Linked DNA regions of Homo sapiens: region 1 is linked to region 2. Evidence: chromatin loops called from intact Hi-C (ENCODE). Cell type or tissue: endothelial cell of umbilical vein. All regions are shown on one strand. Links, peaks and the distances in the headings refer to the core of each region. The heading gives the core; the rest is flanking DNA. Region 1 has its middle 25 kb from the start of DLX2-DT. Region 2 overlaps SLC25A12 (solute carrier family 25 member 12).

Evidence for each region. Hi-C counts contacts between places; a loop is a spot of excess contacts. Peaks named below come from ENCODE experiments on the same cell type or tissue, not always from the same donor. Only the 100,000 strongest peaks of a DNase experiment are listed, where the experiment ranks them.
Region 1: it touches region 2 in a loop (13-fold over the local background); 13 of 110 quality-filtered maps call a loop at or near these places.

The regions. Positions count from the first base shown.
Region 1 is chr2:172,124,818-172,130,204 of GRCh38, reverse strand. No RefSeq gene overlaps it. Among named protein-coding and RNA genes, the nearest start is that of DLX2-DT, 25 kb to the right of the region's middle. RefSeq lists a silencer at 3,232-3,408. In endothelial cell of umbilical vein, for the core only: a CTCF peak has its summit at 2,762 (motif pointing right); a DNase peak (open chromatin) is centred at 2,754.
Region 2 is chr2:171,808,236-171,813,622 of GRCh38, reverse strand. It overlaps SLC25A12 (solute carrier family 25 member 12), which reads left to right. Exons shown (of 18, transcript NM_003705.5): 11 at 126-284; 12 at 3,347-3,399; 13 at 3,937-4,017. Among named protein-coding and RNA genes, the nearest start is that of SLC25A12, 83 kb to the left of the region's middle. In endothelial cell of umbilical vein, for the core only: no CTCF peak of the experiment used is centred there; a DNase peak (open chromatin) is centred at 2,272.

The DNA.
Region 1 (5,387 bases), core at 79-5,078, 320 kb before region 2:
CTCCATCTCTACTAAAAATACAAATATTAGCAGGGCATGGTGGTGCATGCCTATAATCCCAGCTACTCAGGAGGCTGAGGCAGGAGAACTGCTTGAACTCAGGAGGCAGAGGCTGTGGTGAGCTGAGATCATGCCATTGCACTCCAGCCTGAGCAACAAGAGTGAAACTCCATCTCAAAAAAAAGAAAAAAGAAAAGAAAATATAAATAAAAAGTACACATACGAAATAAAAACCCCACTGAATGGGCAGACTGAGATGGCAGAAGAAAGAGTCAGTAAACTAGAAATTACCTAGTTTGAAAAACAGGGAGACAAAAAGATTGAAAACAAAAGGCTCAGAGACCTATAGGACAATATCAAGCAATCTACCCTACATATAATTGGAACCCCAGAATGACCAAAAAGAGAAAAGAGAGCTAAAAAAAAAACTGTCCAGGAATGATGGCCAAAAACTTCCCTAATCTAGTGAACAACATAAATTTACAGTTTCAAGAAGCTCAGCAAATTCAAGCAGGAGAAATAAAAACCACATCTAGGTATATCACTGCTGAAAACCAAAGATAAAGAGAAGAATCTTTAAAGCAACCAAGGAAAAATGACTCATTACTACAGGAGAACAATGATAGTTTTAATAGACAACTTCTCATCTAAAACAATGGAAGCCAGAGACAGTGGTGTAATATTTAAATCTTTTTTTAAAAAAAACTGTCAACCCAAAATTCTATATTGAGTAAAAATATATTTTAAGAATGAAAGCAAAATAAAGCCATTTTCAGATAAATGACAACTAAAAGAATGCATCACAGCAGACCTATGCTACAATAAATGCTAAAGGAAAAAGCTTAGGCTGGAAGAAAATGAAACCAGATGGAAACTCAGCTCTTCAGGGAGAAATAAAGACTACCAGATGGCCAGGTATGGTTGCTAACACCTGTAATCCCAGCACTTTGGGAAGCCAGGGCAGGAGGATCGCTTGAGCCTAGGAGTTCAAGACCAGACTGGGCAACAAAGCAACAACATATCCTACAAAAAATTTTTTTAATTAGCTGGACATGGTGGTGCATGCCTGTGGTACCCACCACTTGGGAGGCTGAGTTTGGAGGATCACTTGTGCCCAGGAGTTCAAGGCTGCAGTGAGCTATGATCACACCACCACACTTCATTCAACCTGGATGACAGAATGAGAGTCCATCTCAAAAAAAAAAAAAAAAAAAAGACCACCAGAAATAATAAATATGTAGGCAAATATAAAAGATTATCTTTTCTTTTCTTTCTCTTTATTTAAATACATATGACTATTTAAGGCAAAATTGTAACGAAGTATTGTGGTAGCTACAGCATTCTCATACATAATACATGTGACAACTATAGCATAAAGCAGGAGTCAACAAACTTTTTCTGTAAATAGTAAGACAGGAAATATTTTAGGCTCTGTAAACCATGTGGTCTCTGTTACAACTATTCAACTATACCATCACATGGCATGAAAGTAGCCATAAACAATACATAAGTGAATGTGTGTAGTTATGTTGCAATAAAATAAAAGCAGATACAGCCAAGATTTGACTCACCAGTAAGAGTTTGCCAACCCCTGGCATAAAGGATTGGGGGTAAATAAAACTGTATGGTTGCAAAATTTTTATATGTAATATGAACTGGTATCATAATTCCAGGTAGACTATAAAAAGTTAAGGACATATATTATAATCCCTAGAGCAACTATTCAAAATAAAAATGCAAAGAATAGGGCCGGGCACAGTGGCTCAAGCCTGTAATCCCAGCACTTTGGGAGGCCGAGGCAGGTGGATCACAAGGTCAGGAGATCGAGACCATCCTGGCTAACACAGTGAAACCCCGTCTCTACTAAAAATACAAAAAAATTAGCCAGGAGTGGTGGCGGGTGCCTGTAGTCCCAGCTACTCGGGAGGCTGAGGCAGAAGAATGGCGTGAATCCAGGAGGCAGAGCTTGCAGTAAGCCGAGATTGCGCCACTGCACTCCAGCCTGGGCGACAGAGCGAGAGTCCGTCTCCAAAAAAAAAAAGGTGCAAAGAATAACAGAAAAGCCAATATCGAAAAATAAAATGGGACCAGGCACAGTGGCTCACAGCTGCAATTCTAACACACTGAAAAGCCAAGGTGAGAGGATTTCTTGGGTCCAGGAGTTCATACCAGCTAGGGCAACATAGCAAGACCTCCATCTCTACAAAAAAAAAAAAAAAAAAAAAAAAAAAAAAAAAAACCAGCCAGGCATGGTGGCATGCACCTATAGTCCTAGCTACTCAGAAGGCTGAGACAAGAGGATTCCTTGAGCCCAGGAGTTTGAAGATGCAGTGAGCTATTATCACACCAAGGTACTCCAGCCTGAGTGATAGAGTGAGACAATGTCTCCAAAAATAAGTAAATAAATTTTAAAAATGTAATTTTAAGAAAATACCCAACTGACTCTAGAGAAAACAGCAAAGGAAAAACAGAGGAACAAAAACAAACCAATGAAACAAACAGAAAACAAATAGACATAAGTCCAAATCTATTGATATTTATATTAAATCTAAATGGACAAAATTTGGCAGAGGTTATCAAACTAAATGAAAAAAACAAGACCCAACTATATGCTTTCTACAAGAGACATACTTGTGCCAGTTACCAATTTATTGCCTCTCAGCCCCAAATTCACCTTTCATTGCAGGTCCTGTAAAAATGGAGCTAGGTTCTTTAGATATTTTCCCTTTGCCATCTAGCAAAATACCAAGTTTTGTCAGTAGAGGGCACTAGAGAAACACTGCAGGAAGAAAGGATTTTCTTTCCTGGTTTTGTAGTGCTCTCTCAGCAGATAACCTGAGGCACTTTCAGCTTCTATAGTGCCCAGCTCCTGAAGTTCACAGTAGTCAGAAGTAAACAGAAGGCAGCAACTTCTGCATACCCTCTCAGGCAGTTTCATAGCAGAAAAAACCTCTAGCAAAACTCACTCCGCATTAACGACTTTCATTGGTACCCTAGAAAATAAGTGTCTGGATGGGCCGGGCGCGGTGGCTCACACCTGTAATCCCCAGCACTTTGGGAGGCCGAGGCGGGCGGATTAGACCATCCTGGCTAACATGGTGAAACCCCGTCTCTACTAAAAATACAAAAAATTAGCCGGCCGTGGTGGCGGGCGCCTGTAGTCCCAGCTACTCAGGAAGCTGAGACAGGAGAATGGCGTGAACCTGGGAGGCAGAGCTTGGAGTGAGCCGAGATCGAGCCACGGCACTCCAGCCTGGGCGACAGAGCGAGAGTCCGTCTGAAAAAAAAAAAAAAAAAAGGAAAAGAAAGTAAGTATCTGGCAAGTTTTGGAGGGTGGATTTCCAGCAAGTTCTGGGGTTTTTCTTATTGTTCATTTATTTATTTATTTATTCTTTAGAAACAGAGTCTCGCTCTGTCGCCCGGGATGGAGTGCAGTGGCGTGATCTTGGCTCACTGCAACATCTGCCTCCCAGGTTCAAACGATTCTGCTGCCTTAACCTCCCAAGTAGCTGGATTACAGGTGCCCACCATCATGCCCAGCTGACTTTTCTATGTTTAGTAGAGATGGGTTTTCACCATGTTGGCCAGGCTGGTCTCGAACTCCTGCTCAGGTGATCCACCCACCTTGGCTTCCCAAAGTGTTGGGATTACAGGCATGAGCTACCATGCCTGGCCACATTAAGTTCTGTTAATGTGGCATCACATTGGCTTCTCTGCCATTCAATGAGCCACCCTCTTCAACAAGGTCTAGCTCTCAGCTTGGCAAGAAGGGCATGCGAGGTAGTAGTAGAGAGGAAGGGCATTCTTCTCTGGGCAACCTATCTCAGCCTTAAGGACAGTGGCTGCTCCTTATATCTGCTATTTCTATATTCTTTAGAGTTTTCTTTACTACTAGCCAATCTCTCATTATTTCAATCGCGTTTTATTTAATAATTCTTTATATTAAGCATTCCCACTTCAAATTGCTGTATCATTTTTGTCTGTTGATTAGACCCTCACTAATTTGACCTTTCAATATAAAGACAGATAGATCAAAAGAAAAAGATGTAAAAAGATATACCCTGCAAACAATAAGCATGAAAAAGCTGGACTGGCTATCTTATGATCATATAGTCTTCAAGACAGAGTATGCCAGAGATACAGTGGGACATTACACAGTGATTAAAGATTTAATTCATCAGGAAGACGTGTATGTACTTAAAAACAGAACTCCAAGATACATAAAGAAAAACCGATAGAATTAAATGAAAAAACTAACAAATCTATAAACATCATTGAAGATTTTAATATCTTTTTCTCAGTAATTGATAGAACAATCCAAAAAAATAGCAAAGACATAGAAATTTTCTTTTCTTTTCTTTTTTTTTTTTTTGAGATGGAGTTTCACTCTTATTGCCCAGGCTGGAATGCAATGGTGCCATCTCAGCTCACTGCAACCTTCGCCTCCTGGGTTCAAGCAATTCTCCTGCCTCAGCTTCCCAAGTAGCTGGGATTACAGGCACCTGCTACCACGCGCAGCTAATTTTTATATTTTTAGTAGAGACAGAGTTTCATTATGTTGTCCAGGCTGGTCTCGAACTCCCGACCTCAGGTGATCCACCTGCCTCGGCCTCCCAAAGTGCTGGGATTACAGGTGTGAGCCACCGTACCTGGCCAATAACATACTTCTAAATAACAATAGGTCAAAGAATAAATCACAAGGAAAATTTTAAACATTTCAAAGTGAACGATAATTAAAATACAACATATCGAATATATGGAATACAGATAAGCAGTGATTAGGCCAGAGGTTCCCCAAATTTCTTGGTTCACAATGCCTTCCTTCATTGTCTCAGTAAGTTTTTACAGTTCCCCTGGCCCAAAAAAAGACCACATAAGAGTTACATTTATTAAGTACAGTCATATGTTGCTTAATGAAGAGAATACATTCTGAGAAAGGCATCATTAGGCGATTTCATCATTGTGCAAACATGATAGAGTGTACTTACACAAACCTAGGTGGTATAGTCTGCTACACACCTAGGCTATATAATAGGGCCTATTGCTTCTGGGCTACAAACCTGTATAGCATGTTACTGTACTGAATACTATAGGCAATGAGAACACAATGGTATGTATTTGCGTATCCAAATATATCTAAATATAGAGGCCGGGTGCGGTGGCTCATGCCTGTAATCCCAGCACTTTGGGAGGCCAAGTCAGGCAGATCACCTGAGGTCAGGAGTTTGAGACCAGCCTGGCCAACATGGTGAAACCCCGTCTCTACTAAAAATACAAAAATTAGCTGACCATGGTGGCAGGCGCCTGTAATCCCAGCTACTCAGGAGGCTAAGGCAGGAGAATCACTTGAACCCAGGAGGCAGAGGTTGCAGTGAGCCAAGATCGCA
Region 2 (5,387 bases), core at 82-5,081:
ACTCTCTTTTGTGAGAATACATGTTGTGTTTTATTTTCTCATCCTTTAAGATAAGATTTGTCATCCTTATGGACTCTCCATTTAATTGTGTTCTTTTTTAAGCCTAAAAATTGTTCTGTTTGTAGCTGTGGGAGCCACTGCAGTGTATCCTATAGATCTGGTGAAGACCCGAATGCAAAACCAGCGTGGCTCTGGCTCTGTTGTTGGGGAGCTAATGTACAAAAACAGCTTTGACTGTTTTAAGAAAGTCTTGCGTTATGAGGGCTTCTTTGGACTCTACAGGGGTGAGTAAGCAAATCCCAGCTGCTGAAGTTAGTGATTTGATCTCACCAGCAGCAGATTTTAACTCACTAATTATGGAAGCCAATATGTAGTATGCCTAGCCAGACTAGGTCTGTTTCTCTCTTTTTATTTTCTCTTTGCTCATTTCCCTTTTTGCATTCTTTCTGGTGATTAGCAATATTAATCTGCAAATAAGGTCTTCATTTCTTCTTCTTGTGGTTTATATTTCTTGGTGTCCAAATTATGTGTTTGTCCCAACATGGGTCTATGTCACCATGCTCCTACAAACCAAGGCACATATCTGCAGGTGGAATACAAGGATGATAGTTAAGAAATATAGAGCTGCTTTTCTCAAAGAATTAAAGAGGAGAAATACATCTCTTTCCTGTGAAAAAGAATCCAGGTTACCACTCAAAGATGAGTTTACCCTCCATATATTTATTTCAACTGAAATAAATATCAAATGTTTTTGTCTCTTTCAGGGACCATTTATAAATTTTTTCCAATGAGCCATCTGAAGGTTTAAAAAAAAAAAAAAAAAGGAAAACCCTTTGGTTCCAAGTCTAATTCTTGCTTCTTTCCCCCACTTAGCTCAGAGGTGTACAGTCAAAACAGAGAGATTTTCTTTCGCAGGGAATGTTAGCAGCCACTCTAGACTGAGCACAGTGCAGTTGGCATCAGAGGCAGCACTGCGCCCCATGCAGAATTTTCCCCACCCCCCGTTGTCTTTGTAGGAACTTGTCTCTTTGGAGAGAGAATGACTTTCATGTATGTGTTTTCACATTAGAATATAGGGTTTCCTTTGGGAGGGAGATTAATTTTTTAATCTCTTTGGGCGCCACTTGGGATTCTATGAAAATACTCTCTACATGCTCAAGTCCATGCCATTTATGTAATTTACTGTACTTGTTTGTTTGCACATACAAGCTCATTAATCCCTAGCCTATTCTGAGCTCTGTTGAACTATTTGGCTTAGAAATCTTCCTAAGAAAGACTGGGCCCGAACAGAGCTTTATGCTCATGGACAGGAGGAAAAAAACACCGCTGGTTAGCATTATATACAGGTATTCAAGCAAAAAATATAACTCCGATAAACTCATAATTGAAGTAGAGGGTCACAAGGATGTTCATTTTTAGCATTATATATAGAATAATAGGAGAGAGTTATTCCGAAATCAAACTAGGCTCAAGTACCCTGCTCTTGAGAATGAATGTGATGAGTTTTCCTCAAATATTCAGAACTGTAGTCTCTTTGAATTCCACCTGTACAGCATGTACCCTGTGGAAAGGCGTACAATATCCAGAATGCAGACCTTTCCATGTGAATGCTTGTTTTAACTGATTAAACCCTGCATATCCAGATTTTATTTAATGGGGAATCAAGGTTGAGTGGCATTAAGGTTGTTTTTTTCCTTGATATCTCCAATATTTCTTTGTTGAATAATGACCTTTCTCCTCTTTGGTATACTTTTAAATTGCAAAGAAAATGTCCCCTATTAAAAGGAACCTAGATATTTACTGCATAGTTTAGCCTTCTCAATGGATAGATGCTTACAGAAGATTTCATTTGAGAGAGATGTCATGTTTATTAAATGGATGCAATATAGCAAGTAGGGGAGGGGATTGTTGGTTTTATTCAGGATGTAAGCTCATAAAAGCAGTTCTTTAAATGAGAGACTTTTGTATTAGGGAGAAGATTGTAGGAGTCCTGTATGTGAGCACTATGATTATTGAGATTGTCATATATTGCTTGCAACTGGTCCATTATTCTGTCAGATGATTGACAAAATTGTTGACAGATTAGCTAAATTTCTTCGCAGGCAACAATGATAAAATGACACAAATCAGTACTTTATTAAATTCCATGAGCCTTATTGAGGCGAGTTGTAAAACAAATATGCATGCTGACATGGTTGTATGGGAGTTAGATTAAAAGTAATAGAGCCTGATAATCACGAGGGTTAGAAAGTTAATACTGCCATCTGCTGATTTGTTCTTTTAAATCAGTCTGCTACGCATGAAAGGTGTGTGAGGCTTTGTGTGTATCATTGATAATTCAGCCTGACTGACAGTAGCCTATATGTATGATTACTTGTGGCTCTCAACTTATGGAACTCAGCAGTATCCTCAAAGCAGGCTTAAGATCAGCAGTCAGCAAGCAGGCAAACACATATATAACTCCCCTTTGGCTGGATGATTTAAAGGATATAAAATGTTTATTGTTAGCATCTTTAAAAAATGTATGCAAAAAAGTATGCTAACAATTTGGATAAGCTGTGTGCTTTAGAAAGCTGAGCCCAACAGATGTTGAATTGTTTATTTTTTTCTTTTCCAGTTTACAACCAGCCTGGGGAATTTAACTTTCTAAGGATTATGATTTCCTTTGTTTTGAGGGGATTCTTTTAAAATGTCTTAAGCTTGACATATATTAGTCAATAAGAATACAACAGGCATATGTTTTTGCTTATAGGAGATACTCGTTAAACAATACTTAAAACTGCATTTTTCTTTGCAGTTTTGGCTTCCTTTTAAATAAATGAATATTGAATGCTGTGTTTCTCTGAAGAGAAGATTATGGGAGTTAGTATTCTATAATAACGAAGCCACTGTATGCCATTATGTAGGTAGCAAAATCTGGGTATGCTTAACAGCATGCTTTTCAGAGCTTTTCCAAGTGTACAGTATCTGTGTATGTTTATATGTTGTTGGTTGTAATAAGGGAGGGAATTTGGTTACATTGTTATTGGCAGTGTTCCCAGAATAGAGAAGACGCATGGCTCCGTTTCTTCTTCATGGACTTTTTGGGAAGTGTTGGATAACTAGGCTTTAAAGTAAGCATGCTTAAGAAGAGGATTTATAGCCTCAAGAAAACGTGACATTATACTGCATTTGTAAATAATTATTACATATGTATACAGAGTTTTAAGGATAATCTTTTTCCCATTTTAATGAAAACTCTGCAATGTTTGATGGGTAAATAATATGGGGGAAACTCTTTGTTGCTGGGCTTGTGTATTCATGTCTGGTACAGCTATATTGCTGATGATTCTGTCCCTTTACCTAGGTCTGATACCACAACTTATAGGGGTTGCTCCAGAAAAGGCCATTAAACTGACTGTAAGTTTATCTCTAACTGAATTTATGTCATTTGTTTAGATTACCATTAAGCCAAAAAGCTAAAATCAAGGCTAGGCGTGGTAGCTCATGCCTATAATCTCAGCATTTTGGGTGGTGGGAGGATCACTTGAGACCAGTTCTAAACCAGCATAAGCATAGTAAGAACTCAGCTCTACCAAAACAACAACAACAACAACAAAATTAAAAATTAGCCAAGTGTGGTGATTTATGCCAGGAGGCTGATGTGGGAGGATTGCTTGAGTCCAGGAATTTGAGGCTGTAGTGAGCTATGATCATGCCACTGCACTCCAGCCTGAGCAACAGAGTGAGACCCTGTCTCAAAAACAAAACTAAAATTGATGCTGCTGACACTGGCACACTGTCGCAGAATTTGTACAACTTTAATTTTACATGTAAGCATTTGATAATTTTAAATTTTATCATAAGACAAATATTTTGCTGACTTGGAAAAGCAACAGTATGCCAGAAGAGAAATGGTTGGGAATTTTGGTTAACTGATGTTGTCTTTCTAATTAGGTTAATGATTTTGTTCGGGACAAATTTACCAGAAGAGATGGCTCTGTTCCACTTCCAGCAGAAGTTCTTGCTGGAGGCTGTGTAAGTATTACTGTTAGGCGCTTCTTGTGACAAATACATTCCGTTGACCTTTTTGCACAGATATAATAGATATCTTAGTGGCATTTCTCTTGAACTCAAGGGATTCTAAGCAGGTTTTCTCAATAATCATATGGAATAAGTTTTAAATTTTATTGTAAAAGCTAACGGGTTTTGAGTGTAGAAAAGAGGTAGCATTTTCCGCCAGTTAGAATGGTGATCATTAAAAAGTCAGGAAACAACAGATGCTGGAGAGGATGTGGAGAAATAGGAACCATTTTACACTGTTGGTGGGAGTGTGAATTAGTTCAACCATTGTGGAAGACAGTGTGGCAATTCCTCAAGGATCTAGAACTAGAAATACCATTTGACCCAGCAATCCCATTACTGAGTATATACCCAAAGGATTATAAATCATTCTACTATAAAGACACATGCACACATATGTTTATTGTGGCACTATTCACAATAGCAAAGACTTGGAACCAACCCAAATGCCCATCAGTGACAGACTGGATTAAGAAAATTTGGCACATATACACCATGGAATAATATGCAGCCATAAAAAAGGATGAGTTCCTGTCCTTTGCAGGGACATGGATGAAGCTGCAAACCATCATTCTCAGCAAACTGTCACAAGGACAGAAAACCAAACACCACATGTTCTCACTCATAGGTGGGAATTGAACAATGAGAACACCTGGACACAGGGCAGGGAGCATCACACACTGGGGCCTGTCATGGGGTTGGGGGTTGGGGGTTGGGGGAGAGATAGCAGTAGGAGAAATACCTAATGTAAATGATGAGTTGATGGGTGCAGCAAACCAACATGGCACATGTATACCTATGTATCAAACCTGCACATTGTGCACATGTACCCTAAAACTTAAAGTATAATAACAAAAAAAGAGGTGGCATTTTCATCAGCTCTATCTCTTTGATGCTCCTAAAGCATTACCTTCCAGACTTTTTTAAAAGTTCTAATTCCTATGCCTTTTAAGAAATAGAGTACAGAAAATATAGTAGTGGATAGAGTTACCATTCATATATGTTAACTGGAACTTTAAAACAAGTGTGAGATGGCTGATTAATTGGGCCCTTATATCTTAGGTATAGGACTGAGTAAGCCATTGTTTAATAATAATTTTTCTTCTTTAGAGGCCAGAGGGTATGGCAAACAATAATAACGGTAACTACATTTCAGCTATTGACAGAAATTCTGAACCAAGAGACTCAGATATTTACTTAGCGCACAAAGGTTTCTGTCTTTAAAGTGTAAGCATGACATGATTATTGGCAAACAATAATAACGGTAACTACATTTCAGCTATTGACAGAAATTCTGAACCAAGAGACTCAGATATTTACTTAGC